Linked DNA regions of Homo sapiens: region 2 is linked to region 1. A link is a loop called in an ENCODE intact Hi-C map of the cell type or tissue named here. Cell type or tissue: GM12878. All regions are shown on one strand. Each heading gives the region's core, and the rest is flanking DNA. Links, peaks and the distances in the headings are about the cores only. Region 1 holds the start of LINC02875 (long intergenic non-protein coding RNA 2875). Region 2 has its middle 45 kb from the start of MED13.

What was found. A loop is a pair of places that touch in the nucleus more often than their neighbours do. Peaks named below come from ENCODE experiments on the same cell type or tissue, not always from the same donor. Only the 100,000 strongest peaks of a DNase experiment are listed, where the experiment ranks them.
Region 2: a loop joins it to region 1, with 7 times the contacts of the local background. A loop is called at or near these places in 7 of 110 quality-filtered maps.

What each region holds. Positions count from the first base shown.
Region 1 is chr17:61,408,895-61,425,218 of GRCh38, reverse strand. It overlaps LINC02875 (long intergenic non-protein coding RNA 2875), which reads right to left and starts at 13,468. Exons shown (of 1, transcript NR_160788.1): 1 at 11,939-13,468. It overlaps TBX2 (T-box transcription factor 2), which reads right to left. Exons shown (of 7, transcript NM_005994.4): 7 at 15,753-16,324. RefSeq lists enhancers at 7,936-8,483, 14,171-14,753 and silencers at 12,462-12,521, 12,542-12,601, 14,122-14,291, 15,452-15,601, 15,612-15,661 and 1 more. In GM12878, for the core only: a CTCF peak has its summit at 8,184 (motif pointing left); no DNase peak of the experiment used is centred there; H3K4me3 peaks cover 707 bases; H3K27me3 peaks cover 409 bases.
Region 2 is chr17:62,102,223-62,118,546 of GRCh38, reverse strand. No RefSeq gene overlaps it. Among named protein-coding and RNA genes, the nearest start is that of MED13, 45 kb to the right of the region's middle. RefSeq lists an enhancer at 11,381-11,943. In GM12878, for the core only: a CTCF peak has its summit at 8,902 (motif pointing right); a DNase peak (open chromatin) is centred at 8,876; H3K27me3 peaks cover 148 bases.

The DNA.
Region 1 (16,324 bases), core at 4,437-12,436:
GACTTTACACATCGATCAATTCACAAATTATTTATCAGGTCTGCTGTCCTGATTTAGGATTTTAAAATACGATCCCAAAGCATATGCTCAAATAGAAGACAGCTACCCTCTTCTAGGTTGGGAAGAACAGCTGAGGCCTGAACTCTTGCCCTCTGCCCAAAGGCCTGGCATGCTGGGGATGCCTAAGTCAGTGCCAGCCAGCCTTAAGAAGAGGTCTAGTGGCTGAACCCGAGGTGCCAGGTGATCTCTGGCTGAGACACAGACCGTCTCTCAATGTCTCTGCCCACTGTCCACATATGCCTTCCCCGTTCCAGAGCTTGGCCCATGAAAACAAAATGGATGCCCAAAGAGTAGCAGGTGCATGGTGACCTCGGCTCCTGAGGCCTGAGTGAGCAGAGGGCAGAACCTCTCCCACACACCCCCACACCCACCATTCTCAACATGGTGGATGTGTTCGCCAGGGGTACTGGGTTAGCGTTGAGTTTTCAGGCCAGAGGAGCAGAAATACCATCTACGCAAAGGATCAGTACTTTGCCCAAATTGCAGAAGCTTTTAATAAGCCTTTACGCTTCTGAAAGATGGTGAGACGGAGAGGGCGGGAGAGCTGTTTTCTGTTTCTCCCAAGATGGACACAAAGTCTGAGCTTCTCCTGAAGGAGAGCTTTAGACAGGGCAACTTCTGGCAGCCAGGGCATGAGGCTCTAGGAATGGAGAGAATGGAGTTGGTGAATCCTCACTGGCCATGGGCAGGGAGGAAGCTGCGCGGCCCTTCTCACTCCCTCCTAGTTCAAGTCCTCTGGCTTGGATTCCCACCTGGGAATGGAGATCCAGCCAAGCACGTTCAGACTCAGTAGGTCAGGATGGAACTTGGATGACGTTAATGCTTTTAATCAACGCCCTGGGCAGTTTGGAAACACTGAGGAGGCAAATTCATGTTCTTTGCTCTCAACATGTCCTTCTCATCCAGCTCCCCTCTCTCTTTGAGAACTTGGCAAGCTCCACTGCAGCCCCAGGCCCCCTGAGGGCACAACTGTGTCATGGACCTCCCAGTGCCAACCAGACGACTGCATTGAATGCTTGCTCAATATATATTTGTTGGAAAACAAATTGTCAAGTAGACCTCTCTATGTGCAAGATGCATATCCTTTTTAAATTTTTTAGAGCAGTTTTCGCTTGACTGCCAAATCGAGAGAAAGGTGTTTGTCTATTCATACAAATTTGTTCATTCATAAGAGGTTTCCCATATTCCCTCTGTACCCCACACATGCACAGCCTCCCCCATTTTCAACATCCCCAACCAGAGGGGTACATTTGTTACGTTCATGCCCTATTTTAATTTTAATTTTATGATTTATTTTTATTTTTTATATTTTATTTATTTCACTCTGTCACCCAGGCTGGAGTACAGTGCAGCTGCTCACTGCAACCTCTGCCTCCTGGGTTCAAGCGATTCTCCTGCCTCAGCCTCCCGGGTAGCTGAGATTACAGGCACCCGCCACTACGCCTGGCTAGTTTTGTATCTATAGTAGAGATGGGGTTTTGCCATATTGGCCAGGCTGGTCTCAAACGCCTGACCTCAAGTCATCTGTCCACCTCAGCCTCCCAAAGTGCTGGGATTACAGGTGTGAGCCACGATGCCCAGCCCCCATATTTTTAATGTTGGGACAAAATATACATATACAACATAAAATTTCCCATTTAAACCATTTTAGGTGTACAGTTTAGTGGCATTAAGTACATTCACATTGTTATGTAACTATCACCACAATCTATTTCTGAAACTTCTTATCATTCCAAATGGAAACTCTGTACTCATTAAGCAATAACTCCTCATTACCCTCTCCTCCCAGCCCCTGGTAACCTCTACTCTCCTTTCTGTTTCTGTGACTTTTCCTATTGTAGATATTTCAGCAAAGCACAATCATACAATATTTGTCCCTTTGTGTCTAGCTTATTTCACTTTAGCATCATGATTTCAAGTTTTTTCTATATTTTATAGCATGTATATACAATATAGAGCAAATAGCATGTATCAGAACTTCACTTATTTGTATGGCTGAATGATATTCCATTGAATGTATATACCACATTTTGTTTATCCATTCATCTGTTAATGGACATTGAGATTGTATTCAACTTTCAGCTACTGTGGATAATGCTGCAATATACACTGGTGTACAAGTATCTGCCTGAGTGTCTGTTTTCAATGCCTTTGGGTGTACACCTAAGAGTGCAATTGCTGAACCACGTGGTAACTCTATGTTTGGCTTTTTGGAGAACCACCATACTGTTTTCCACAGAAACTTCACCATTGTACATTTTCAACAGAATGTACGTGAGTTCCAACTGCTCCACATGCAGGGCTGGTGTGGTGGATCATACCTGTAACCCCAGCATGTTGCAAGGCTGAGGCAAGAGGATCACTTGAGTTCAGGAGTTTGAGATCAGCCTGGGCAACATAGTGAGACCTTGTCTACAAAAAATCAAAAATTAGCCAGGAGTGGTAGTGCACACCTATAAAGCCAGCTACCTGGGAGGCTGAAGCAGAGAGTCACTTGAGTCCAGGAGATTATGGCTGTAGTAAGGTATAATTGCGCCACTGCCCTCCTGCCTGGGCGACAGAGTGAGACCTTGTCTCAAAAAAAAATTTTTTTTTCCTTCACATCCTTGCCAATTTGTTTGGACTTTCTTTCTTTCCTCCTTCCCTTCTCTTCCCTCCCTTTCCCTCTTCCCTCCATCCTTCTTCCCTCCCTCCCTCTCTCTCTCTCTCTTTCTCTTTCTTTCTTCTTTCTAGTACAGATGGTGGTCTCACTATTTTGCCCAGGCTAGATTATAAATCCTGGGCTTAAGTGATTTTCCCTCCTCAGCCTCCCAAGTAGATTGGATGACAGTTGTGCGCTGCCATTCCTGGCTCACTCTCTCTTTAAATTCTAGGCATCCTGGTAAGTGTGGAGTGATATCTCGTGGTTTTGATTTGCAGTTCCTTAATGACTAATGATGTTGAGCATCTTTTCATGTTCTTACTGGTCACTTGTATATCCTCTTTGGAAAAAGTGTCTATTCGAGGTCCTTTGCCCATTTTGTAATTGAGTTATTTTTCTTTTTGTTGTTAAGTTGTAGAAATTATATATTTTGATATTAAATTCTTGTCAGATATATTATTTAGAAATCCTTTTTTCCGTTCTGTGAGTTGCATTTCTACTTTCTTGATAGTGTGTTTGGGTGCACAAAAGTAATTTAATTTTGTGAAGTTCAATTTATCTGTTTTTTCTTTTGTCATCTATGCTTTTAGAGTCACATTTTTTAAACCATTGCCAAATTCAAGGTCATGAAGATTCCCCGCTGTGATTTCTTCTAAGAGTTTTATAGCTTTCGCTCTTAAGTTTAGGTCTTTGATGCATTTGGGGGTTAATTTTGTATATCATGTAAGGTAAGGGTTCAACTTCATTCTTTTGCATGTGGACATCCAGTTTTTCCCACACCATTTGTTGAAAAGACTATCCTTCCCACACTGAATGATCTTGGCACCCTTGCCAAAAATCAAACCTTGTTTGGATTGATGATTTAGTATGACACTTGGAGTCAATGACCAGAGACCCTTTCAACCACGGAGAGCTGGTAAAGGATCTTGTCTGAGAGTGCGGCCGACCCCACCTCCCAAGCAATCCTCTCTATGGCAGTTGCTGCAAGGGGTACTGGGAATGATATGGCTGTCTACAGGAATCTACTTCTTCAAGGGATATTTTAACTCAGCACTTTAAAAGGAGGCAGGGTGGTTTTCTGGGAAGAGATGACAGATGTGCGTTTGAATCCTGACTGTCTCTAGCTCTACGGTACTGGAAGCTACCTTATCTCTCCAAGCCTCATCTGTGCAATGGGATAGTCCTATAGCTGGCCACATCCAATCAGTCTGCCCTGTCACTACTCCAATGGCATTACTCCTCACAGCTCTGTCTCATCCTCTTGCTGCAGGAGTGGGCACATGACCTGACCTGGCCAAATATGGTTTTCTTTGTCCTGTTCCCTGAGTAGATATTGGACCCTCATGGGAGCCAACCAGTCCCCCGAGATAGTTTGCTCTATGCACAGAAAGCAGTCTCCCTTTTCCCCTGGGAATAACGGCTCTAAAGACCATCTGAGCCTAGGCTGCCCTAGTCATTTTTTCTTGCTGCTTGGGTAGGATGTACCTGAGAGCTGAGCCAATAGAGAGGGAAGTCTGGCTAAGAGCTGGAGCCAATAAGAGCCCAGGCTTATTTGACTCCCTGGAACCAGCTATGCCTGAAGTCTACTCCTGCTTTTATCAGTTATGTAGAGTAATACATTCCCTTTTTGGCTTAAGCTCATTTGAGTTGGGCTTTTGTCAGTAGGAGCTAAAAGAGCCCTGACCAGTATATATTTCTCCAGAGCAGTTGTGTGGATTAAGAGAAATGAGGCCAGGTGCGGTGGCTCATGGCTGTAATCCCAGCACTTTGGGAGGCCCAGGCAGGAAGACTGCTTAAGCCAAAGAGTTCGAGGCTAGCCTAGGAAATATGGCGAAAGTCCAGTCTCTACAAAATTAAAAAAAAAAAAAATAGCTGGGCATAGTGGCATGTGCCTGTAGTCCCAGCTACTTGGGAGGCTGAGGTCGGAGGATCACCTGAGCCCAGGAGGTTGAGGCTGTGATGAGCTGTGATCATGCCACTGCACTCCAGTCTGAATGACAGAGTGAGACAGAGCCTGTCTCAAAGAAAAAAAAAAGAGAGAGAGAGAGATTGCAAAGTACTTGCCAGTCAGCACGCATTTTGAGAGAGAGAGAGACCAGCAAGCCTGGTTTTCTGGTGTAGCCACAACTGACAATAGTGGCAAAGGAGAATGGGTTGTTTGTATGGAGGGAGGTGGGCATATGATCCCAGGGGGCCAATCCGAGTGTTTCCCTGTGATTGTTCTAAGTAGAACAGCAGAGCCATTTCCTTTCCTTTTAAGCCACTAAGCTGGATTTCTGTAACCCACAGCTGCCTGCAGCCAAGCCCCCTGCCACATGAAGAAGCCCATCTGTGGTAGGAGAGAGTGATGCCAACACACAGAGAAAAGAAACGAGAGAGAAAGCAGAGAGAGAGAGACAGAGAGAGCGAGCATTCTGAAGGCCAGCTCCCCTTCCCCTGTGCTTCCCAGGTCCTGTGCTTGCCAATAAACTGCCCTTTTTCTTCAGCTTGAGTTGGATTTCTGTCCGTACGACTGAAGGATTCCTGACTAATATGTCCAGAGGCCAGCTGAGGTGAAGCCATAAAAGACCCACTGGGTTGGCTGGACAGCCAGGACTGTGATCCTCACTCCTGGCATGGGAAAAGGCCAACATCTTTCCCTGCTGAGCAGCTCTCACATCTGGGTCTCCAAGGCAGACTGAGACCTGGATGGGGACAGACAGGGCTGACGCAGGGCACTGACACACTTGAATACCCTCTCCAATTGCCACCCTTCAAATCCTTTCACTCAGCGATTGCACTGTCTACAGCCAGTAGACAGAACTGTCGTGATGACTGTGTGGCTAACTAACCTGTTTCCCGAACCCTTGCCTAGTTTGAGGGAGGAGGCCCAGTTCTTCTTCTCTGTTGGTCTGATGAGGGTGAGAGCATGGGTGGTCCTGAACCCCCATGGCCGACTCAATAGGTGAAGAAATGTTCAGGCAGGAGGCCTCAGTGACACTTGGTTTACCTCCCTGTGGCCTCGGTAGCACTTGGTCCATTTCCATGAGTTCTTATCATGCTATGCCTTGTGTACCCAGCATGGCACCCTACATTTCTTGACTAACTCATGTTACTCAATAAACATTGATTGAACACCTACATGTGCCAGGTATATTCTAGGACTAATGATAGAACAATGAACAAAGCTCCATTCTAGTGAGGGAAAGCAATAAACAAAATAAGTAAGTAAAATAGTCTCAGCGCGTCCAGTATCAACAACCAAACAGAGGAAGGGAGGAAGGGAGAAAGGGAGTGAAGGGGGTGAAAGTAGGCTCCTGTTTTACATCAGATGGCCAACGATGGCCTCTCCAAGAAAGAAGTCAGGGACCAAGGAGGGGTGTGTCTGGTACATTCAAGAAATGGCAAGGAATTGCAGGTGGGAGGGTACCATAGTACAGGCACTTTGATAAACAGTTTGGTGGCTCCTCAAAAAGTTAGCATTAACTGCTTTGGATGCTGGTGGGGAAAAATGTTAGAGTTATTATTTGATCCAGCAATTCCACTCCTAGACATACCCAAGAGAAATGAAAACATATGTTCACACAAAGACTTGTACATCAGTGTTCATAGCAGCATTATTCATAATAGTCAAATGTGGAAACAACCCAAATGCCCATCAACCGATGGTGAATAAATAAAACATGGTATCACCAGGTAATGGAATATGATTCAGCTGTACAAAGAATGAAAGTATCAATATGTGCTACAACATGGGTAAGCCTTGAAAATATTAGGCTAAGTGGAAGAAGCCAGTCACAAAAAAAAACACAGAGTATATGATTCCATTGATATAAAATGTCCAGAATGGGCAAATCCACAGAGACAGAGAGTGGATTGGTGGTTGTCAAGGGCTGGGGAGTGACAGTGGTGATTGTTGTGCAATCTTGTAAATATAGTAAAAAACCAGTGAATTGTACCCTTTGATAGTACATTTTATGCAAATAATTTTTTTTTGAGACAGAGTTTCACTCTAGTTGCCCAGGCTGGAGTGCAATGGTGCAATCTCGGCTCACTGCAACCTCCGACTCCTGGCTTAAAGTGATTCTCCTGCCTCAGCCCCCCGAGTAGCTGGGATTACATGCACATGCCACCATGCCCGGCTAATTTTTGTATTTTTAGTAGAGACAGGGTTTCATCATATTGGTCAGGCTGGTCTCGAATTCCTGACCTCAGGTGATCCTCCTGCCTCGGCCTCCCAAAGTGCTGGGATTACAGGCATGAGCCACCGTGCCCGGCCTCAATTTTTAAAAAGAAAGAAAAAATGGCAAGGAGTCCAGAGCACGTGAGAGAAAGAGGGAGGATGCGCAGCACATGACACTGCAGCCATTGCTCAACACATACTTGTTGTCGTGATGTGAAGGCAAGAAGAGTTAACCCCTTCTTAACCTCTGTCTTTCCACCCTGGGGAAGAGACCTCTGGCTCCCAAAGGGGTGAGAGTCAGGGAGGGCAGCTCCCTCTGGGCGCGGCAGGTTCCGGTGTCTGAACAGATGGGGACTGTCATACAAATCCCTCCTATGTCAGGGGAAAGATCAACGAGGCATGGGAGAAGGGGACACCTGAACCAACGTGACCAAGACCAAGACTGGTGACTTAGAAGGAACAACCCCAACCTCCATGTTCCCTTTCCCTGGGCCAAACCTTCCCTTTTCCCCACAGATAGAACCTGTCCTGGGTTCTCTGAACCTCAGTTTTCCTGCCTGTGAATGGGGGAGAAGGGAAATTATCCCTCAGCCTTGACCCAGAGCCTGACGGAGGAAGAAGAGGCAGGGCCCTTGTGTGATGGGCATGGGGGGGTGGGGTGGGGACAACTGCGCCTCTGCAATGGTGCCCCTGGGACCCAGGCCAGATGGGTCCCCCACTCTGGCTCAGATGGAAGCTGCAAGCACAGCACCTGGAAAGGCAGTGCATTAAGTCAGATGGGCCCCTCTCTCCCAGCAAGGTCCCCAGGGAGGGAGCCCTGGAACAGGTAAGTTTCTATCGGTGAGACAAGAGCATGAGGAAGTCTTGGAACACAGGTGCTGTCCAGGTTAGCTGTCCTATGTGAGGGATCAGACGACAGAACACTGTCCATTCCCCCCACTCTGGGTGGCGATCAGGGCAGCCACATTTCCTCCTGCCCTTTGCAGAATGAGTAGACGAGTCTATTTTAGAGATGAGGAAAGTGGAGGCCCAACGAGCCAAATCCCCAGAACCAAAGGTGCAGCTGGGATTTGAACCCAGGCCCCTCGGGCTGCACAGTCGGTGTTCTCATTCATTTGCCTCAATGTTATTCTCTGGCAGCAGGACCTAGCTAGAAATGAGAGTGGAGGCACAGAGCGCGGGCCCAGTGCCCGGGAGGCGGCAGTCAGGCAGGCTGGGAAACCCTGGCTGGCGGCAGGAGGGCGAGGGGCTCCAGGCCTGAACCCAAGCCCCGGACTCCTGGTTTGAACGACTCCAGATCCCCACCTAGTGGTAGGAGGGAGCCACTGCCCGCACAGCGCAGGCAGTCCACAGATGACAGTAATCCGGCCGGGTCACCAGCAACCGTCCTGCGGCAAGAAACGCCCCTCCCCTGGCCGCGCTTCCCTGGGAGAGGGAGGAGGTGTCACCAGCGCGCGTGCGCACGGAGGCTCATTGCCCTCAGGATTTCGTCGCCCTTCATCTGAAGACACCCAGCACGCAGGCCTGTCGAGCACCCCTCTAGTCTCAACCCCCCAGGTTTAGGGCACATTCAGGCAGGGTCTCCTCGGCCCGCGCCTGGCCTCCAGGAGGGGAAGGGGGCAGGCCCAACCCTGGCCGCCGCGCTGGGCTGAGGGGAATGTCCCCACTCGCAGAGCGCCCCCAGGCCCCATCCTCAGCCGCCCTTACGGTCCCCCAAAGGGACGGGAACCATCACTCACTGGTCCAGGCTCCTGGCCGGCCCCACTGTGAAACACCATGAGCAGGTGCTGGTATCCCCACTTTGCAGCGGTGATGGAGGAGTAACTTGCCCAAGTCCATACATTCGTTGACTACCAACACGAAACAAGGCGTGCGTGGGCACCCAACTCAGGAGGAAGAAGGCAGAGGAGTTCCCTGGAGAAGGAGCTAGTGGGCTGAGTTTTTCGGAGGAAGGCAGGAAGAGCACTCCAAGCCCAGGAAAAAGCATGTGCATATGCAGAGGCCAAGATAAGGCCAGCAAGATTAGCCTAGAGGTGGGCAGTGGGGATGGAGTCCTGGGGAGGGGGGCGAGTAGGCAGGACTCACACAGGCCCCAGTGCCAGGCTAAGGAGGCTGGGCTTGACCCCAAGAGCAAGGGAAGGCTTTGGGAGGCTTTAACCAGGGCAGTGACTTCATCTCAGCTGCATTTCAGGAAGGCTGTCTGTGCCACAAGAAAGATTGTGGGGGAAAACATGCTAGGAGCTTCCCCAAGGGACTCAGATAGAGAGGTCTGCCCTGGCCTTGGGGAACAAGGTTGTTGCTCCAGAGTCCAGAAGTTTCCAGACCCTTAGAGAGCAGAGAATCACTGGCACAGCTGGAGAGCAGGGTTTGAGGGCTGGGAGTGTCTGTGGATGGCCTGTAACTTTCTCCTGCAGAGGCAAGTCCTCAGGCAAGACACACACACTCCCTGGGCCTCAGTTCCCCAGGAGACAGAGGAGGCCTGGATGGGGAGACCGGAAGCCCTCTGGAGCTCTCCACAGGGTACTCAAGTGTACTTGGAGGAGGGGCCTCTGGCCCAGGACCTGGGGGTGGGGGGGCTATCCTGGAGGGACCAGGTGCACTTCATTCACTCATCCAGCAAGGGCTTTCGGCACTCCTGCCATGTGTTATGCACATACACATGCACCTACCACACACAGACACACACGAACACACAAAGACATGCCCATATGAAGATGCTTGGTGGGGTAGTTTCCTTGGGAAACCAGGCCAGTTGCCAGCTCCCCAGCCTCTCTGAGGCTCTGCGGCTCCTCTCTGCCCCCAGTTTGCTGGGGCTAAGCCTTTTCGCACCCCACCCCATGCACTGCCGTGTCTTCTCTTGGGAAGGGATATATTCCTTGAATGTCTCTATCTTCTACCAGATCATTGGCTCCCTCAATGGGGGTGCTGGTGTCTGTTTCACTCATTGCTGGGTCTCCTGGCCCAGTGTAGGGGTATGTGTGTGGTGATGGCAAGGTGACCTATTGGGTAACTTGCTCAGACCTGAGGGGTCTCCCAGAACTCAGGATGCCAATAGTCAAACCAGAACTGTCATGGGCAAACGGGGACAGTTATGGGCAGGCAAAGCATGGAAGTGTTGGACAGCCCCCCAAGAAGGAAATAAATAAGACCCAAAGTGGGAGCTGGATGAAGGAACTGACCAGCCAGTCCAGGGCTAAATGTAAACCAGTCCCAGGACAGCCTGCCACAGGGCTGAGCCAAATGCCAGGGGGACTTTGAAGCCCAGGCGTGTGGAGCAGGAACGCCAGGCTCCAGGAAAGGACACAGGCCTGGGGTCGGCCAGAGCCTGGTGTGGCCCTGTGACCTGCTTCTTTGACGCTGTATGACCTTGGGCCATTTTGTCCTCTGTAAAATGGAGATAATCATACCAGCCACCCCGTGCTGAGAATTCAATCAAATGTCTGCATGTTTATTAAGCACACAGTGGCTGTTCCACAGCTGCTCCTGTCGGGCTGAGGAGCAGGCACCATGGAGCCAGAGGACATCCTGCTTGTTCTCTTTGGGAGAGAAATAAATAATATTGAGAGCAAACATGAGCCATGCCCTGAGCTAAGCACAGGATGCAGCCCCCTCTCGGGTAATCCTCTCAACGCCCCTGTTAGGGTTTTACACTGAGAAGCCCCTGCCCGACCAGGGGTCCTTGCAGGCCCAGCTGGGCTGACTGGAGCCATGAGGCCACCCTCCCCCGGGCCTGCTGGACTTGGGCTCTGAGCCAGGCTGCTTCTCCCACGGACACACCTCCTGGCCAGGACATCCGGGCACTCCCTCCCCTGCCCCGTTTGCCCTTTTCCTGCTGCAAGCCTGACTCTCACCCATCATCACTTCATCAGCGAAAGTTTCCAAGGGCCAGGCCCAAGGGATTGTGAAAGAGCTCCGTCCTTTATTTACTGGATGGCCTTGGGCACCTCACTTCATTTCTCTGAACCCCAATGTCATGTCTGTGAAACGAGGACTCATAGTCTCCACCCGGCCAGTGAGGGTCGGGGAGAGGCCACATGTGAAAGCGCATTGACTGCCATGAAGGCTTCCTCGCAAGTAAGAAATTAGCCTGGGGGACCCCCTTAAACATGGGTGCCTGAATGGCCTTCATTGGTATCGCTTTCTCTCTTTGGGGTCTCTCTTTGGAGAGAAGTCACACACAGTCAACAAATTGTAGTGCTGGGCACCAAAGTCACCCCCGCCCCCCCGCCCGCAACCCACTAGTCTGCATCTCTCCAAAAGCAGCTTGCTCGAGGTAGAAGGCCAAGCTGTGACTGACAATCGCACCCCACAGGGAATGGAGGCAGCCGGGACTTAGAATGTAATTTCCTAATTGGGAATTCATCCAGGCCACCAACCCAGTCCCCCACCCCAAGAATCTTGGCCAAGGTCCTCAAGGTCTGTGACTCCACCTATCCCTCTGGCTCAGGTTCCTCAAGCATTAAATGGGAACATGGCTCTTCTCTGAAGCAGTTGAGGCTGGGGGCGGGACGGGGGGGAAACTGGACCCAGGTCAACTGGCCATTCGCAGATCAACTGGATTTTAGTCCAAACTACTTATTTTGCAGATGAGGCTTCTGCAGCCCAGAGAATAAAGTCACATTTTCAAAGAGCACTCACAGCTCTAGAGGCAGAGTTCGACCTTGTACCTATCTATCTCCTGTCCAGTTTTCCTACCAAGCAGCTGCTTCAGCCATAGATGAGCATGTAGATAATTATTAAATCACCAAAGATTTGGTCCTATTCTCTGCTACACTGTACTTTGAAAGAGAAAAGAGCTGAGAGCCTAGTGCAGGGACGACATCTGGCCTGGGTCCCATCACCCAGCCGGTGACTGTATTGCAGTGGAAATGACCCTCGACTGGTGTTAACTGGGCTGCTTTCTAGCCGTGTGCCCTTAGGAAACGTGTGTAGGGTTAATCTCTGAGGGTGCCAGAGCTCATCTGGGGACATAAAAGGTCAGCTGGAAACAGGCTTCTAAGCCCCACCCCCTCCAACTCTGGCATTCCCCAGCCAACGGGTCTTACATCCCCAGCCTCCCATTGAGACTTGACCCAGAGCATTGGTGGCTTTTAATCCAAGGGCGAGATTCTCAGGCTGACCCCTGGGCCCTCCCCAGTCCCCACCACCTCCCGCTGGAATAACGCAGCCCAAAGCCTCCCCTATGGAGGCAGGAACTTAGGTGAGCAGCTCCACAGGGCACATCCTGCCCTCGACCCTGAAGACCCCGCCCTGAAGAGCCGGATGAGGGTGGTGAGGAGGGCGGGTCGGAGCCGAGGGGGCCCTCTCCGCTGGAGGAGCGCTGGATCCCCGCCGATCCTTCCCCTATCCCGCCCGTAAGTCCTCACCGTCGAGTGGGCCCCGCGCTCCTAGGGCCGTGCGCCCCGCGCGCTGCGGATGCCAGCCACAGCCCCCTTCGGAGGGGCCCAGGAGGCCGGAGGCCGGCGGCTCACTTCCCGCAGAGAGAACGCGAGGGCCCAGCCCCGCGGGCGCGCAGAAGAGGACAAGCTGGGGTCTGCAGCAGCCTGGAAGGTCGCCGAGCTGGCGCTGCCGGGCGGTTCTGGCAGCAGGGGAGAAGGCCCCACCCCGAGCCTCAAGCCCTCCGCTCAGTGTGTCCGCAGCCCCGGAGTCCCTCGGTCCCTCGGCGGCCTGTGCCGGGCTCCGGACCCGGCTCTGCCTGTGTCGGTGGCTGTGCCTCCGTGCCCCGCTTGCCGGGGTCCGCAGTCTATCTCCCGCTCTCGCCCGAGGCGGGCTGTGAGGCCGCGGCCCGGGCCCTGGCCTGCAGCGCCATCTCGTGGACCTGTGAGGAGTTGCCGAGGCCCGAGGCCTGGGCGGGCTCTGGGTTCGCTCCCACTCGTGCTCCCGGCGGGGAGCTGCGGGAGCTGCCAAGAGGACTCGCTGGGAAACCAGGCGCGGCCGTCAGCGCTGGAAATCGGTGCTTCCGGAGTGGGTTTGGGGTCCCCGGCCCCATCCAATAGGAGGAACAGATATGCGCCTCCGGAGAGCCCAAAAGGAAGTCCAAGTGCAAAACCGCCCCGGGCGTGCTCGGACACGTTCAGCGCCCGGCAACCAGCCTCCACCCCGAAGGCGCTCCCGGGAGGGTGCCCAGGAGACCCGGAGCTCGGGCTTCCTCCCAAGAGGGCGGGGGCTCCCTCCGCTGCCGCCCTGTCCTGCGAGCAGGGAGCGCTCGGCCTCCTGCGGGATCCCGCCTGACCGCCGGTGCTCCGCACCTCGGGGCCAAGGACAGCGAAGGAGGGGGAGGAAGCGGGACTGGATTTTGGGTCCTTCCCAGAGCGGAGGAAGGCAGGCTCGGGGTATAAATCCAGGGCTCGTAGAGGCTGTCCCTCAAGGGGCCGTCCCATAACCGGGAAATAGGGGGTCCCGGCCTCAAGCCGGGGCGCTTGAGCGTGAGAGTCCCGGGGAGAGCGAGGCTGAGCGCGCCCCTCCCGCCCCAGGAGCACCCCACGCAGGAGTTCGCGGTCAGCTGGGGAGGCGGGCCCGGGAGCTGCGGCCTTCGGGAGGGCAGGGCCAGGCCATACCGGTGGCTCCGGTTCTCCACAGCAGCGGCGGGGGAGTGGAGGAGGAAGGGCTTGAGGGCTCGGAAGATTCCGATTAACCCGAGAGGAAATGAGGTCCCCTGGGCCTTGGGATCCGGGCGGCTTAGCCGCTAGGGGTCTCTCGGAGCCCCTGCACTCACACCCTCCATCTCCGAGTTCCTCCGGGAATCGCACGCGCCACCCCACACCGACACGCACAATTCCCTCTTAGACCTCACACGCCCCACACGCGAGAGCCCGAGGCGACAGGCTAGGCCGCCAGCAGGTATCGCCATCGTCCCAGCACTGGCCCTCCTGCCACGCGTGTGCCGGCGGCTCTGCCGTCCAAGGACCCCGGGCCAGGCCCTGAAGGGTTAAGGAGGCCTTGCGGCACCGGAGCGGCGGGTACGCCGGGCGCCTAGGCTAATTGGCGACCCCGGGGACAATGAGGGCTGGGAGGCCGGGGAGGAGGGTGGCTTAATTGGACATGGGAGTGGCCTAGCCTTTGTCTGGGACAAGGCCCAGCCGCCGGCCGCGGGTTCCCGCAGTCGCACTCAGGCTACCAGCTGGGGCCCCGCGGAGCGCCGGGTGGGCGACTCGGAGGGGACATGTGCGGCGGGAGGTGGCGGCGAAAGTGGTGTGGGGGATCTCGAGGCCCTGGAGTCCCACCCCACCCCACCCGGGTTGCTGCAGCAACGACGCGGCCTAAAAACGGCCGCGACTAGGCCGCCCCGCCCGGCCTTCGCAGGCACCCGCCTCCCCCGCGCCCATGCCCGCACCCGCACCCCTCCCGCGACCCTAAGTCGGTGCTGCCCCCTGGTGTCCGCAGCCCTGTACGTAGGCCGCCGCGGGCGCGCAGCCGACTCTCGTCTCCCTCCTAATGTCCTGCTGAAAGTGAGAAGCCGCGGGACGCAAACGCGCCGCTCCTCTAGGAGTATGAGAGGCGTTTCAGCCCAAAGCGACCTCCAGCAAACGCGCTGCCCACGAGCTTCTATTTAGGCTGGAAAACGGGCTTCTCTGTCCCTGTCGGGTTCCCGGACCTGCCCGCAGGTCTGAGGCAGGGAAGCCAGAACCCACCCTCTGGGGTTGGGATACGTTCTACTGCAACCTCCCACTCGTGCACTGGCTGAGTCCCCTCCCTGCTCCAGCCGCATTCGGCGTGGCCTGGGGGCAGCACCATCCTGAAGAGGCGGGCCTGGTTCTCTCTCTCTCGCTCCTTGCAAATGTATCGGCCCACAAAGGCGTCCTGGGAGTCTGGGGGCCCAACTGTCCATTCCACCTTCACCATCACCGTTCCTCCATCTCAACGTCCCTGGTGTTTTGGAAGCCAGCACCCTCCCCAAGCCCCACCCTGTGCAGTGCCCAAGGTGGGCAGCCTGTTGGGGCAGGGCGTTCAGGGTCCCCAAGGCTTAAAGAGGAGAGAACTGGGAAGGAGGTGGCGTGCTCGGTGACCGACCAGACCCAGGGCTAAAGGAGTGCCCGCCCAGCTCCCACTGCTAGAAGTGGGGGCTGGAGACACCTGCTAGCTGGGCAAGGAGGGGGAGCTCACCGGCGCGGGGTGGGAGGCAGCTGTCCTTGCAGGAGTGGGTCTCGGGGAAGGACCAGCCTAATGGAGACTGACACAGCTGGACCCCGGAGAGACCCCAGCCAAGCCCATTATTATACAGGGGAAACTGAGGCAGGAATGGAAATAGCCCACTGACCCCACTCTCCACTCTCCCAAGAGGGATTTAGATAGATGAGTTAAAGTAAGACCTTTTAGTCCAGATTTTGCCACTCTAGCCAACAGCCCTGACGCGGAGGAAATGTTTGTCTTTGAGGTTCAGGAGGCAGAGAGAGGGGAAAGAATTCTAGGCTCAGCGATATTTGGCGGGGAGTACGGGGGTGGGACACAGCCAAACCCCTCCTCCGAAGGGAGAGGTTGGACAAGGAACACCCATCCTCCCAGCCCACCCACCCAGAAGCATTGAAAGGAGATGGGTTTCCAGTGTGGTTTCCCGGAAAGGGAGTCAGAAGCCAGGAGTCCAGGCCGCTCGGCTGCTCTCCTCCCGGCCCGGGTGGGTGCCCAGGCCCGTTGCGCGGAGCTGCGGGAGCGGCCGGCAGGGGGAGTCCAGCCCCGGCCTGGGACGCACCCCGCGTCCCGCGCCGGCGCCGCCCGGCCTCGCGGCTCCGCCAGCGCCCCAGCCGCCCTGCCGCCGTGCCGCCCTGCCGTCCCCGGGGTGCAGCTGCCGCCGGGCGAGGGGCGCGCAGCCTTTTGTCCCCGCCTCTCGTCCCTCCTTGCGCGCGTGCAGCGCCCCAGCCCCGCGCGACCCACAGAGCGCACAGCGCCGTTCACTTCGCTTTCTAGCGTTTTATTGTTTTCTTGCGTTTTTGTCGTTTCGTTCTCGCTCCGGAGCGAAAAGTGAAAACCTGAGGTGGAGCCCGCGGGCCGGGCGAGCCAAACCCGGGCGGAGGGGCCGAGGGGCCGAGGGGTCGAGGGGCCGGCGGGGTGGTGGCTCCTCCAGGGCTCTGGGCCTTCTCCCGCAGCCAAGGGCCCCCCCAGCCCTGTACAATATAGATGCTCACGTAAAATGAAAAAAACTTTAAATGTATGAGTTAATCTCTAAATATATGTACACAGCAATGTACACCTTTGAATAAATTAATACCAATTTGCATATTCTGGGAACCTTAAAGCTTATTTACACAAATTACCATTTATTTCATAAATATCTTTTTTTTTTTTCCCCTGGGGACTCAAGGCAGAAGTGCCACTCCCTCCGTTGACCACGGCTGGGAGGGGTGCCTGTCTCTTCAGGGAAGAGGTGGGGAGACTAACAGGTTCCCTCCCAGCTCAGGTCTACACTGACTTCAGTCGTAACTGGTTCCAGCATCCCTCAACCCAGTTTTATCACGCGGTCTAGGCCC
Region 2 (16,324 bases), core at 4,405-12,404, 690 kb before region 1:
ATTCTCCTGCGTCAGCCTCTCAAGTAGCTGAGATTACAGATGTGTGTCATCATGCCCAGCTAATTTTTGTATTTTTAGAAGAGACATGGTTTCACCATGTTGGCCAGGCTGGTCTTGAACTCCTGACCTCATGTGATCCACCCACCTCAGCTTCCCAAAGTGTTGGGATTATTGGCGTGAGCCACCATGCCCAGCCAAAGATGTTTTAATGACAATTATAAACTATTAAAGTATGAAGGAAATGCAGGTAATAGGAAAAATCATTTTAAATTAGTCTAGTAATTTTTAATTTATTAAAAGGATTGAAAAATAAGACAATACCATTTCAAAGAGTTCTTTCTCTAAGATGAAATGTGAAAATATCTAACAATTTTGATTTTGCTTCCTAATTGTTAATTAGTGATTTTCATTTGGGCACTTTCTATTAAGAAAAATATTTAAATAGTAGTAAATATATTTGCATAAAATTGATCTAGAAAAGCAATTCGAACTTGATTAATATGTAAATTCAGTCCAGTACAAATACATTCATGTAGAATTTATTGAGTAAATCTCTTACTATGATTGAAAACCAGGTGTATTTATTTACGTTAAAACTGAACTAATTGGTTCATAAAATATTGATATGAGAAAAGTGAATTTTTTTTTTTTTGAGAGGGAGTCTCACTCTGTCGCCCAGGCTGGAGTGCAGTGGCACTGTGTCGGCTCACTGTAACCTCTGTCTCCTGGGTTCAAGCAATTCTCCTGTCTCAGCATCCTGAGTAGCTGGGATTACAGGCACCCACCACCATGCCTGGCTAATTTTTATATTTTTAGTAGAGATGGGGTTTCACCATGTTGGCCAGGCTGGGTCTTGAACTCCTGACCTCCTGAACTCCTGACCTCAGGTGATTTGCCTGCCTCGGCCTCCCAGAGTGCTAGGATTACAGGCGTGAGCCACCATGCCTGGCCAAAAAGTGAAGTTATTTATAATCCTACCACCAAAAGAAAACAATTTTGTTATATGGTTGTTTTTTTTTTTTTCAGACGGAGTCTCACTCTGTCACCCAGGCTGGAGTGCAGTGGCGAGATCTCGGCTCACTGCGAGCTCCGCCTCCCGGGTTCGCCAGGTTCACCGGGTTCACGCCATTTTCCTGCCTCAGCCTCCCGAGTGGCTGGGACTACAGGCGCCCGCCACCACGCCCGGCTAATTTTTTGTGTTTTTAGTAGAGACGGGGTTTCACCGTGTTAGCCAGGATGGTCTCGATCTCCTGACCTCTTGATCCGCCTGCCTCAGCCTCCCAAAGTGCTGGGATTACAGGCATGAGCCACCTCGCCCGGCCTGTTATATGTTTTTAATTTGACTTTTTGTAATATTTTAGCAGGACAGTAACCAAAAGAAAAAAATGACACCAACTTTTTTCATTTATTACCAACTTTAATTACATGACACCAAATGCAAAATGAAACTAATTATTCCTAATGCAGTTGTCCTATAAATATATTTTTTTCTATGTAGAATTTTTTTTTTTTTTTTGCCATCTGGAATATAAACTTGAAGATACCCATTCAAATGATGTGAATAGCATACCTGTTATTAAAGCTGTATGAATAGACCATTCCATTTGGGGAGAACATACAAGAGCAGTGATTTAAAATCCCAGGCCAGCAATGACTTGCATCATTGTCTTCAACTAATCAAAAAAAAAAGGAAATATAACCATAGTTTATCAGTGCTCATGACAACCCTAGGTAGTAATTGCTTAGCTCCTTTTTCAGGCTCATTTGCTTTTGCTTTTTGTTGAATGATTCCAGTGGTAAATAAAGCTTTTAATAATTTTGTAGAAAAAAATTATGTAGCAAGGCTTTTCAAGATTTGCTACAAAAAATTGGCAGTTAAGTTCTACAGTCTGATTATATCCCTCAACCATCAATCAGAAGGATGAACCAGTGTTTTCAAATGTATGTTTTAGGAATCCAGTTAAAATTAGTCCTTTGGTAGTTTGTTTTATTTTTATTTTCTTTTTTCTTTTTTTTTTTTTTTTTGAGACTGAGTTTCGCTCTTGTTGACCAGGCTGGAGTTGGAGTGCAATGGCATGATCTTGGCTCACCACAACCTCTGCCTCCTGGGTTCAAGCGATTCTCCTGCCCCAGCCTCCCGAGTAGCTGGGATTACAGGCGTGTGCCACCACGCCCGGCTAATTTTGTACTTTTAGTAGAGATGGGGTTTCTCCATGTTGGTCAGGCTGGTCTCCAACTCCCGACCTCAGGTGATCTGCCTGCCTTAGCCTCCCAAAGTGCGGGATTACAGGTGTGAGCCACTGCTCCCAGCCTTATTTTATTTTTTTATGTGACATTTGATGCATATGAAAGAATACAGGTGATGTGTAAATGTGAAATATAATAAAATGAGTCCCTGTTCCCTGCCACCCAGTGTAAGAACTAGAACATTACTTTTGCCTTTTTACCTTGTTCTTGTTCTTCTCCCTATCCCACTCTTCTATCCCCCTTGTCAAGAGGTAACCACTATCCTGAATTTTGAGTATTTCACTCTTGCTTTGTGTGTGTGTGTGTGTGTGTGTGTGTGTGTGTGTGTGTGTGTGACAAGTTCCTGCTCTGTCGCCCAGGCTGGAGGCTGGAGTGCAGTGGCGCAATCTCGGCTCACCGTAACCTCCATCTCCCGTGTTCAAGCATTATCTTGCCTCATTCTCCTGAGTAGCTAGAATTACAGGCTTGTGCCACCACGCCCAGCTAATTTTTGTATTTTTAGTAGGGAGGGGGTTTCACCATGTTGACCAGGCTGTGCTCAAACTCCTGACCTCAAGTGATCCACCTGCCTGGGCCTCCAAAAGTGCTGGGATTACAGGCCTGAGCCACCATGCCCAGCCTCACTCTTGCATTTTAAAAGTAATTTCATCATGCACAGTCAATATTTCTTTTTTTCTTTTCTTTTCTTTCTTTCTTTTTTTTTGTGGGGGGGGGATGAAGTCTCGCTCTGTAGCCCAGGCTAGAGTGAAGTGGCATGATCTCGGCTCACTGCAGCCTCAGCCTCCTGGGTTCAAGCAATTCTCCTGCCTCAGCCTCCCAAGTATCTGGGATTACAGCCACGTGCCACTGCACCCAGCTAATTTTTTGTATTTTTTAGTAGAGATGGGGTTTTACCATGTTGGCCAGGCTGGTCTTGAACTCCCAACCTCAGGTGATCTGCCCACCTAGGCCTCCCAAAATGCTAGGATTACAGGCGTGAGCCACCACGCCCTGCCGCATGTCAGTATTTCTAACCAATATATTATTTAGTTTTGTTTGTGAGCATTATAAAAATTATACTCTGTATGCAATCTCCTGCCGTCTGCTTTTTTCACTTAGCAGTGTTTCTAAGATTCATCAACTTTGTTACATATGGCTGAAGCAGTGTTTTATTACCTGCTTTTTCCTCTCAGCATTGTGTTTCTAAGCTACATCCTTGTTGCTGTATATCTGTAGGCCCTTGGGCTTTCTCTCTCAGCCAGTTTCCTTATCTTAAAATAGAAACAATAATAGTAATTACTACGTAGGGCTATTGTGAGCACTAATATAACTATTGTTATGTTTCCTTTTAAAAAAAAGTCTTCTGGTAGCTTCTTTGTTCTTTTTAGGTGCTCTGGCTTTTTTTCTCTGGGACTTTTAAGGTGTTAATTTTTGGCATTGGTGATGTTTCATCACAATATGTCTAGGTGTAGAGTTCTGTTTGTCATTCTTGATATGTGCTGTGCTTTCTTTGTCCATGGATTCATCTTTAATCAGTTCAGTAAATCTTTTCTTTGGAGATGGAGTCTCATTCTGTCACCCAGGCTGGAGTGCAGTGGCATGATCTCAGCTCACTGCAACCTCTGCCTCCTGGCTTCAATCAATTCTCTTGCCTTAGCCTCCTGAGTAGCTGGTATTACAGGTGTCCATCACCACATCCAGATAATTTTTGTATTTTTGGTAGAGACGGGGTTTCACCATGTTGGCCAGGCTCGTTTTGAGCTCCTGACCTTAGGTGATCCAACTGCCTCAGCCTCCCAAAGAGCTGGGATTATAGGCATGAGCCACTGCACCTGGCCTCAGGAAAATTTTTGAACTGATACTTCTCAATATTGCCTTTTTCCTATCTATTCTTTCCCTTTGGAACTCTAATTAGACATATGTTAAATTTTGTTCTGCCTTCCATGCCTTTTAACCTCCATGCCTTTTAACTTGCTGTGCTGAATTTTGGGTGATTTCCTCAGATATAAATTCCTGGTCACTAATTCTGTCTTTAGCTATTTTTATTCTATTTTTAACACATTCACTGAGTCACTAATTTCAAAATCTATATATATTGGTCCTAAAAGTTCTATTTGGTTCTTTTTCTAATTTTTCTGGTCATTTTAATAGTTCCTTGCTTCTTTCTCTATTTCATTCCATATTTGGTTTCTTTAAGTTGTTCATAAATCTTACTTAATAATCTGTATATGACAATTCTGATTCCAATTCTTCATTTCTTACAGATACAAATTTATTGTTTGTTGTTTCTATTCATCCTAACTCATGATGTCTTATAGGGCAGTGGCATGACCTCAGCTCACTGCAACCTCCACCTCCTGGGTTCAAGTGATTCTCCTGACTCAGCCTCCCGAGTAGCTGCGATTACAGGCACATGCTACCATGCATGGCTAATTTTTTGTATTTTCAGTAGAGACGGGGTTTCACTATGTTGGCCTGGCTAGTCTTGAACTCCTGACCTCATGATCTGCCCACCTTGGCCTCCCAAACTGCTGGGATTACAGGCATGAGCCACTGCGCCCAGCCAGTGATTCCAATGATTTTTTTCTTAATTGTGAGCTTATATTTTATTTAACTTAATTGTGGAAATCCCAAGGACACGCACTGAGAGTTGCTTTCCTCCAGAGAGTACCTGCATTTGATTCTGTAGGGAGCTCTCAGATAAAATTGATCAGGGATCTCTGAAGCTCCCTTTGCAGAATCAGGCTCAATGACTCAGGTGTAATTGCCACACCTTGCAGTGCACTTCCAAGCTTAGTCTCCTTGTTCTAGGACTGGTACTGGCTGGTACTGGCCTTTCCGACTTTTATGCTTATTGTTTCCCGTTCTTGTTTGAACTCACTTTTTAAAAAATTTTTGACCCCTTTCATGAAACCCTAGAAAAAATTAAAAATGTATGTTAGTTGTAATTCAAATCAAGATTTAATATATCTTAGCTAATGGGCCCTTTATCCAGCTTTCCAGGTTACCAAAAATAGATGTTCACACAATATTTCTAGCCAAGTAACAATTATTGGATAAAAGTTGTGGAGGATTCTTCCTTTAGTATAATTTTTTTTTTTTTTTAGATAGAGTCTTGCTCTATCACCAGGCTGGAGTGCAGTGGCACCATCTCTGCTCACTGCAAACTTCACCTCCAGGTTCAAGAGATTCTCCTGAGCCTCAGCCTCCTGAGTAACTGGGACTACAGATGCCCACCACCATGCCCAGCTAATTTTTGTATTTTTAGTAGAGGCGGGGTTTCACCATGTTGGCCAGGATGGTCTCAATCTCCTGACTTCGTGATCCACCCGCCTTGGCCTCCCAAAGTGCTGGGATTACAGGTATGAGCCACCGCGCCCAGCTGCTAAGCTCTTTATAAACATTGTTTCATTGGCTACTTACAACAACCCTGTAAGATGGGTATCAATATCCCAATTTGACAGTCGAGAATACTGAGAGTCACAGAGACCAAAGTGTAAGATGTTGGTACCATTATTGAGGAACTCCTTATTTTCACTGTGAAATAATATACAGTTATATATATATATCTGATGATGAAGGGCAGAGGGTTCCTCAAGGTGAATTCAGAACTACCATATCTCAACTACCTGGAAGATTTTATTGCAAGTAATGAGCAGTATTTTATAAGGATGCATGCATGTCCCCCAGGGTGCCTGCTATGCTAAAACCTCCACCTTGAAGAAGCAATGTGCTTTTGATAAAAGCAACTTTAGCTATGAAGACTCCATTGCAATTTGTACAGCTGTGTAATCGAAACTACTAAAAGGCAAGTTAATATATTATTCTACTCACAGAATAGCAGTTTGATTCCTATGACTTCTTGGCACATCTGTTTGGGATATAAATCCTAAGCAGACTGAGCTGTCACTTTCTAAATCTTCAAAATGCTTTACTAAGCAAAGTCTTTAGTGTGGTTAAGGGGAGAAAAAAAATTAATAGACTCCCAAGTGAGTGGAGTAGTCTAGCTCACTGCACAGTGTTTAAGGCAGGTGCAGGCGAGACTGGGGACTTGAAGAAGGTGCACTTTGAGTTAGAGAATACACACATGCCTACAAGCACCAGAAGGTGAGTCCTCTTGCCAACTAGATAATTAGAGAGGGTCTTTGGGGAATAGGTTGCCCATGTTTACAACGTGTTTAATTTTTCTTACTGGCAAGAGTTAAAATTACAATTAAGTAGGCTTGATTAGAGATGCCAATTATTACTGGCCTTCCCCATATCCCTTTGGAGTAAAATCCCTACCCACTCAACTTACTGAGTGGGCAATGGGCCACATGACCATGACTGCAGCGAATTGGTCACCTGGTCCACGGGTGTGGCCTTAAGCTGTATCCAGTGACCTATGCCTCTTGAGCTTTGGTTTAAAAAGTTAAGCAGAAGTCAAATCTTCCCTCTTGGGAACTCACAATAAAGTGTCACAAAGGAAAGCTTTGATTTTTTATGAGCTGAAACTGAAAAGCCACAGAGCTTCGGGAGCTAGAGTGGCTTTTTTTTTTCTTTTTTTTTCAGCCAGGGGCAACGGGAATAAGCTGAAAAGGCTGGTCCAGAGAGGGTGGTGCTGATTCACTGAGAGGTTAAAAAGCCCCTAGAGGGCCGGGTGTGGTGGCTTATGTCTGTAATCCTGGCACTTTGGGAGGCCAAGGCGGGTGGATCACCTGAGGTCAGGAGTTTGAGACCAGCCTGACAAACATGGTAAAATTCTGTCTCTACTAAATACATAAAAAAAATTAGCTGGGCATAGTGGTGCATGCCTACAATCCCAGCTACTTGGGAGGCTGAGGCGGGAGAATGGCTTGAACCAGGGAGGCAGTGGTTGCAGTGAGCCAAGATTGTGCCATTACACTCCAGCCTGGGCAGCAAGAGCAAAATAAAATTCCATCTAAAAAAAAAAAAGCCCTAGAGAAAGGAGGCAGTGGCTGTTCCCTAGTGCTACTGCTGTAGTTCCAATCCTTTCCAACGCTGTGAGGTTCAGTTGACTCAGGGTGTGGTACACATTTGTTTTTCCTATGAACCATCCTTTTGAATTGTCTTTGAGTAATGAGTAACTTGTCTCTAGTAAATTGACTGTCTGTTTCTTGCAACCAAAATAACAGTGTGGATCAGACTGTGGATCATCAGTATCCTGTCTAATGCTGCTGTGGGTGTTAGTACGTAGACTGTATTCCAAAGTCCCCTACTTCTTTCCTGTTTTAGTAGGGCTCTTACATTACAAGTGGCAGAAAGCCACATCAAACTGGTCTATAAAGGGGAATTTATTGGAAGGGCTGGAGTATCTGATGAAAAAACCAAGTCTGGAAAAGGACAATGGTATTCTTGGGCCTCAGGAACAACTAGAACCGAGAGCTCAAGCCCTGTCAGGACTCTAGCTCTAACTCTTGTCTCTGCTTCTCTCTACATATTTTTTTATAAGTTTAGTTTGTTGTTGTTTTGCTTTGTTTTCAGAGATAAGGTCTCATTCTATCACCCAGGCTGGAGTGCAGTGGCACTCATCATAGCTCACTGCAGCCTTCAAGTCCTGGGCTCAAGGGATCTTCCTGCCTCAGCCTCTCGTGTACCTCGGGACTACAGGTGTACGCCACCATGCCCAGCTTTGAAAAATTCTTGGCTGAGGTCAGTGGCTCACGCCTGTAATCCCAGCACTTTGGGAGGCCAAGGTGGGCAGATCATGAGGTCAGGAGACCTCATGGTTAACCAGGAGACCAGCCTGGTTAACATGGTAAAACCCCGTCTTTACTAAAAATACAAAAATTAGGCCGGGTGTGATGGCTCATGCCTGTAATCCCAACACTTTGGAAGGCTGAGGTGGGCAGATCACGAGGTCAGGAAATCGAGACCATGGTAAAACCATGGTGAAACCCTGTCTCTACTAAAATACAAAAAATTAGCCAGGCATGGTGGCACACTCCAGTAGCCCCAGCTACTCAGGAGGCTGAGGCAGGGGAATTGCTTGAACTCGGGAGGCGGAGCCTGCAGAGAGCTGAGATTGTGCCACTGCACTCCAGCCTGGCGACTGGGCAAGACTCCATCTCGGGGGAAAAAAAATCTTTCTTCTTCATACAGACTAACTTCTATATATATATGATGATCTTTGAGAGCATCCCAATGTCCTAAAGAGACTGTATGGCTTGTTAAAGCATAGGACCTGAGTCAGCTTGAGTCAGGTTGAGCTGGTTTTAAACCCAAGCTAAGCCATCAACTAACAGGGAACTGTTGGCCTTTTAGCTTAACCTTGACTTCTATATAACCGCCCCCCAACCCCATGAGCCTTGATTTCCTTTTCTAGAGGGTGGAGATGAAAAATAGGTGCCTACCTTCCAGGGTTGTTGTGAAGATTATTTATGATAATGTTTATAAAGCATTTAGTTCAGTATCTGGCATTCAGGTTAGTACTTATGACTTTCCTGCCAAATTCAAAACCTCAAAAGCCTTCTCCTTTAAGAACATAGATCTTAGTCTATCTTGATACATCAGCAAGTTGCAGGAGGTGAATTGAATTACAAGGGACCCTGCAGAAGTAAGGCATGCCAGGATCTGATAGCAGCTCTCTGAAGTAGCTCCATTAAACTGTCACTGGAGGGTGCTAATACGCCTGGGGACATTTTAGCAGGCTCTAGCACTGAAACTCACTGCTAGGCTAGGTGCACCCACCCATGGCCACCGGAGGGTGCCAGATCCTCAGGATGGGGAGCTGGCCCAGACACATTCTCAACTGGCCTAGAAGACTGTTCTTGGAGAACTAGCTGAGCTAGGGTAAGCAAGGAGGACCAATCAAGGAGCAGGTGCCTTACTAGCTTATTGGGGGTGCCATGCCAGGCAGGAACTCTGGAGACCTGGGACAAGACTCTAAGCAAACACTGAGCCTCAGGAAATTCTCTACATGGTCTTGGTCTAGGTTGCAGTCTCAAACTATCATGTCAAAGGGATCAAGCTGAAGAATCAGGGAACTGTTTTGTTTGTTTGTTTGTTTTTTGTTTTGAGACGGAGTTTCACTCTTGTTGCCCAGGCTGGAGTGCAATGGTGTGATCTCTGCTCACTGCAACCTCCGCCTCCTGGGTTTAAGCGATTCTCCTGCCTCAGCCTCCCAAGTAACGGATTACAGGCATGCGCCACCATGCCCAGCTAATTTTGTATTTTTAGTAGATATGGGGGTTTCTCCATGTTGGTCAGACTGGTCTCAAACTCCCGACCTCAGGTGATCTGCCCGCCTCGGCCTCCCAAAGTACTAGGATTACAGGCGTGAGCCACCACGCCCTGCTAGAAGAAGGGAAGTGTTAAGACATCAATACAAGAGCGCTGGGGATATTAGGAACCTGATTTGAGTTGAAGAACCTATACGGAAGTCAGACATGGCCAAGAGAGTGAGATAAAGGATGGAGCCCAGAGATATGACCCAAGACAAAGGTAGCAGAGGCCAGGAACCTTTGACAGACCATCTGTCCTGCAGGCTGCCATCTGGGAGGGGTCTGCTTAAAGTGTTGAAGTCATTCAGACTAAACTGTACAATTATTATTTCAGTCTAAAGTAAACTCTACTGATTAACTCAGTTATCCTCTAAGATAATAGATATTAAAACACAAAGGTACTTAATATGCAATTATCTAATGAGTAAAAATGATTTGTCACTTATTATATAAACTGCAGGTCTTTGTGCACCATCAGAAATCTCATTATGGTATAAAGTTGTAGAAAAAAAAGCACTAGTAGTAAAAGTTCAGAGGTGATTTTAAAAACATTTATTGGGCTGCAAAAATATAGAAAATATAGAAAAGGATAAAGAATAAAACAAAAAAATTATTTCTACTCTCATCAATTTTAATTGGTGTTTTTTTTTTAAGAGACGGGGTCTTACTATGTTGCCCAGGCTGGTCTCAAGGGATCTTCCCACCTCGGCCTCCCAAAGTGCTGGGATTACAGGCATGAGCCACTGTTTCAGCCTTTAATTGTTCTTTTAATTTTATTTTAAAAATGTAGTTTATGATTTATTCAGTTTGCTATTTTGCCTTTTTTTTTTTTTTTTTTTTTGAGACAGAGTTTTGCTCTTGTTGCCCAGGCTGGAGTGCAGTGGCACAATCTTGGCTCACTGCAACCTCCGCCTCCATGGTTCAAGCCATTCTCCTGCCTTAGACTCCCGAGTAGTTGGGATTACAGGCACCTGCCACCATGCCCAGCTAATTTTGTATTTTTAGTAGAGACAGGGTTTCTCCATGTTGGTCAGACTGGTCTCGAACTCCTGACTTCAGGTGATCCACCCGCCTCGGTCTCCCAAAGTGCTGGGATTACAGGCGTGAGCCACACTGCACCTGGCCCTATTTTGCCTTTTACACCTACCATTGTCTCATAAGTATCTTTATGTAACAAAATTATTTTTAATGACTGCATATGGGAGCCATGAATTTCATCTATATATATCATAAATTACTATAACACTTTCACCATTGTTGAATATTCAGTTGTTTCCAATTCTAAATTACATTATGATAAATACTTTTGTGCACAAAACTACATTCACATTTCTGATTAGTTTTTTGTTGTTGTTGTTGTTGTTTTGAGAGGAAGTTTCGCTCTTGTTGCCCAGGCTGGAGTGCAATGGCACAATCCCAGCTCACCGCAACCTCTGCCTCCCAGGTTCAAGTGATTCTCCTGCCTCAGCCTCCCAAGTAGCTGGGATTACAGGCATGTGTCGCCATGCCTGGCTAATATTGTAGTTTTAGTAGAGACAGGGTTTCTCCATGTTGGTCAGGCTGGTCTGGAACTCCCGACCTTAGGTGATCCACCTGCCTCGGTCTCCCAAAGTGCTGGGATTACAGGTGTGAGCCACTGTGACTGGCCTCTGATTAGATTCTTAAAATTAGTAGTTCAAAGAGTCTGAGCATTTTTTTTTTCAGATGGAATTTTGCTCTGTTGCCCAAGTTGGAGTACAGTGGTGTGATCTTGGCTCACTGAAACCTCCACTGCCTGGGTTCAAGCAATTCTCCCGCCTCAGCCTCCCTAGTAGCTGGGATTATAGGTGTGCACCACCATGCCTGGCTAATTTTTGCATTTTTAGTAGAGACAGAGTTTCACCATGTTGGCCAGGCTGGTCTTGGACTCCTGATCTCAAGTGATCTGTATGCCTTGGCCTCCCAAAGTGCTGGGATTACAGGCATGAGCCACCACACCCGGCCAGCATTTATTTTTATTATGATAACTTGCTGTAGCTAATATATTTCTTTTATGTAACTGAATTTATTTATTTTGGCATTTTTTTCTATTGACTTAATGATTACAATGTTTTTCTTTAAGAGCAAGATGAATATCATATTTTCTTCTAGTATTTTAAGATGTTATCTTCTTATATTTAATGCTCTAAATCAGCAGGGTTTCCTTCTGAGATATATGAGGTGAGAATTACAGTATTCTTATGGAAAGGCAAAGTACTTGTGACAGGGCTCCCTGCTTGTGGAAAAACAGCCACTGGTCTGGGTAAAGAGGACTCATGGTGTGTCCCGACTTACTCCTGGGTGACTCTAGCTCTATGCTAGGTGCCTGTACTAGGCACTATGAACCGCAGACATTTGGATTTTGCTTTTATTTATTGTAGCTACAGGAGGATTTCCAAGAATAGAAATGTTTCCTCTACTCCCTAGTGTTTTGAAATAGAGAAGTCACCTGGCCATTTCACTGCCAAGTTTATGAGATAGTAAAATCCAAACACTTAAGTGTTCATCTAGGTCTGTCTGAACAGCACCAGGCTCTAATGTTCCAAACACATTACTACAGGATGCTGGATACCTGGAGATGATGCTTCCAGACCACGAAGGTGGCCATGGTAAATGATAACCCATTCTTATGTCAGCTAGTTGATATCAACCAGCCTAGCTTCTTCTGCAGAGACTGACTGTTGCCCGAGCCACAGATCACTTATCTTGGGGCCATATGACCCTGCTGCACTGTTAAAGGTGTTGGTTTCAATGGTGTAGGGCTTTTTGCTTCCAGGTAAGTCAAAGCTGGGAAAGAGACAAGTAAGTCTTCAACTGCTAGAGTGCTTTATCTAACTCTATAACTAGGGAAACTTCTTCCTTTTGAGAAGGTAAATTTTGGTTTAGTAAAAGCAGAAGGCTGTAAGAATCCCAGGAATAATTGTACCTGGCTGGGTACAAAGTTTACAGCCATGATGTAGATAACCATGGGGCTCTCTAGCCCAATTCTTGGAGTTGGCTTGGAGTGACGCTTTGGCCAGTGGTCAAGGAACCTGGCTCCTGGGCTTATGTTCAGATTGGGAAAGTATTTCAGGAGATTGTGCAGGTACATATGACCTCCCCAAAGTCACACACAATGCTATTCCTTAAATGACTGAGACTCTACATAGGCAAAAGGCAATGCCATGATTTAGACTTACCAATCTATAAGGCAGTTTTTCTCTCATTTTCCTTCCAAATCTGGATAAAGTTGTAGGCTCCTTGAAGTTTTTATTTTGTAAAGACCTGTGCTAGAAGTTAGAAATCAGAGCAGACAGAGATCTCAGATAGAGGACTCAGAAGTGGTAATTCCATAGAGGCAGAAAGCCTCTTAAATCAGCCTCTCCACCTCCCGCATCCCAGGCCCATACCCTTTCTTTATCATAAAGGGCACTGGGGCTGGGAAGAAGGAGGTGGAGAGGCTGACTAAAACTGTCACGAAAAGGAGGGGGTCAATGACAGCTGCTTAAGGTCTCTGCCTCTGCCTCTTAAGGGACTATATGGGGAGGGTTGTCACATGGCACCAGATCTATTGTATCATCCCATTTACATAACAGGGAAGCTGCTTCACTTCTGTGTCTAAAAGCACTTTGCTCCAACTTGTGCTGAGCCAGAACTCTGGAAACAGAGATCATGGGTGAGATAGGGTTTGGTTGGGGGTGAGGGTGAGGGAAGGCACACGCTATGATGATGGCAGAAACATAGCAAAGGGGAGAAGGAATGGGGTTTTTCCAGGACAAGGGTGAGTCCTGGGCCTCCAGTGGAAGATAAGAATTGAGAGGCAGCATGAACATTGAGTGTCCCTAGTTTTTATCTATGCTGCAGTGGCCTCAACTCAGGTGGGAGAGAGACAAACTGGATCAGAGAAAGCTGCCTGAGCCCCCTGAGTCCATTGTTGTTTAGATCTCAAGAGTGGAACCCACAAACCTGAGCTCCCCTGGGATGGGAAACATGTCCTGTGACTAAGGACCAGGCTGCTCCATGGGCCGAGGATCAGGCTGTCCCATAGCCTGAGGCCCAGATGATCATCCGGTGCAGTAGATGGCATGTCTTTGCACCAGGCATTGATGGACAAAGTAGCCTGCCCTTTCTCAGACAAGCTCCGCCACCCGGTCTGCTAATCATGGAGCAAATAGAAAATGCCTACAAAATTAGCTGGGCATCATGGTGCAGGCCTGTAATCCCAGCTACTTGGGAGGCTGAGGCAGGAGAATTGCTTGAAACAAGGAGGAAAACGTTGCACTGAGCTGAGATCACGCCATTCCAGCATTCCAGCCTGGGTGACAAGAACAAAACTCCATCTCAGAAGAAAAAAAAAAAAAAAGAGAAAAAAAAAAAAGAAAATGCCAACTAGTTGAATTGAAACATACTTCACTTCATTTGGCCAACTGGCCATTTCCAGACACATTTTTCTCCATTGTTATTTTTAAACTACCATTGAATCTTAACTCAGTTATTTTAAATGATAACAAAGGAATGGAATTGCAATTTGCCTGTTTTCCTAAAAATCTTTCTATTAATATAAATGAATATATTTATTTCCCAAAATAAATGAGACAAAACCATAGTTACCATTGAATACAGCCAACATATTTATCATGTCATCAGAGTAAATTGCATGATGCAGGGCTAGGAATTCGTAACTTGTTCCCAGAATAATATTTATATTAACCTTCCCTCTACCCATCCATCTTTGCCTTCTCAGGTAAAAAAAAAAAATAGTTTTTAGAGGTCTCACTCTAAACAACAGAGAACTCTAAACAACAGAGGTCTCACTCTAAACAACAGAGGTCTCACTCTGTTGTTCAGGCTGGACTGCGGTGGTGTGATCATAGCTCACTGTAACTTCAAACTCTTGGGCTCAACCCATCCTCTCACCTCAGCCTCCCAAGTAGATAGGACTACAGGCACATACCACCATGCCCGGCTAATTTATTTTTATTTTAATTTTTTTAGACGGAGTCTTGCTCTGTCACCCAGGCTGGAGGGCAGTAGCATGATTTCAGCACACTGCAACCTCCATCTCCCGGGTTCAAGCAATTCTCCTGCCTCAGCCTCCCAAGCAGCCGGGACCACAGTCACGAACCACCACGCCCCGCTAATTTGTTGTATTTTTAGTAGAGACGGGGTTTCACCGTGTTGACCAGGCTGGTCTCGAACTCCTGGCCTCAAGTTATCTGCCTGCCTCGGCCTCCCAAAGTGCTGGGATTACAGGCATTAGCCACTGTGCCTGGCCAAAAGGGTTTTATTGTTTGCTTGTTTTTTGTTTTTTAAATTTGAACTTGACATTGTGAACATATCAGGTAAAGTTGAGCTCATCACATCTGAAAGATATGAACTGTCATTTTTGTATCTGAAGATGATATGCTATAACTATTCCTTCTGCTGATTTAGGCTTTGAGTTGCTTTACAAATTGTACTGGCAGATTTTCCTTGATCAACCTTCTGCCATCAGAGTCTGTATTAGTGAGAGTTCTTCAATCATACAAAACAGAAACAGACTGGATGACTTGAGTAGGAGAGAACTGTTTTGGGAGGATAATAGGTAGCAGATGGGACTCATGGGAAAGCTAGAGAGTCTGCTTGGAGGACAGGAAGCCGGGCAACTCTAGAGGTTAAGGTGGCTGGGGGCACAACGCTGGGACAATAGGTGCCAACCAGCTTTTAGTGTCTAGGTCGTGCCATTCAAGATTCAAATCTTTTTTTTTTTTTTCTGAGACAGCGCCTCACTTTGTCACCCAGGGTGGAGTGCAGTGGTGTGATCTCGGCTCACTGCAACCTTGACCTCCTGGGCTAAAGCGATCCTCTCACCTCAGCCCCGCAGGTAGCTGGGACTACAGGTGCACGCCACCAGGCCCAGCTAATTTTTTTGTATTTTTTTTGTAGAGCCAGGGTTTCGCCATGTTGCTCAGGCTGGTCTCAAACTCCTGTGCTCAAGTGATCCATCAGCCTTAGCCTCCCAAAGTGCTAGGATTACAGGTGTGAGCCACCGTGCCCAGCCCTAAGATTCAAATCTAAGGAAACAGTCTGTTCACCTCGCTCCCTGGCTAGGAAAGAACAAGGCAGTTTGATTTCTAGTCCCATCAAGACTGTACACCATAGAGGAAAGGTATTGTCCCAATCAGAGTGCTTTACCAAAATAAGCCCTGTGTGGCACTAGGGCTCGAAGCCCCAACTGCCCAAAGTGGATCTAGTCCTGAGCGTCCCAGGGACTCATGCTGTCCTTCAACGGCCTCTGTGACTATCCCAGGCTCTAATCTTGAATCCTCGCTACTCCTCCAGGCCAACAGGACCACCACATGTCATTGTCCTCTACCACTGAGGCTGGGGCTCTGGATATAGTGAGAAAGTTTCCTACAATTACAATCTTCATAGCCAACAGAAAATATCTTTTGTCTATGAAGAAATCATAGTTTTTAGGCCCCCAGAATGTCATGTGGATCTTTCAGATTTCAGTTCTCCACCTGAACTCTCTAAGTGAGAGTATTTGAGTGTCTGTATCATACTCAGAGATACTTGTCCTTGCCAAAGACACCAGTGTTCTAAACTTAGGGACTCTTTTTTTTTTTTTTTTGAGCCAGAGTCTCGCTCCGTCACCCAGGCTAGAGTGCAGTGGTATGATCTGGGCTCACTGCAACCTCTGCCTCTTGGGTTCAAACTATTCTCATGCCTCAGCCTCTCAAGTAGCTGGGGTTACAAGCGGTCGCCACCATGCCCAGCTAATTTTTGTATTTTTAGTAGAGATGGGGTTTCACCATGTTGGCCAGGCTGGTCTCAAACTCCTGGCGTTGTGACTCCTGACCTCAAGTGATCCGCCCACCTCGGCCTACCAAAGCACT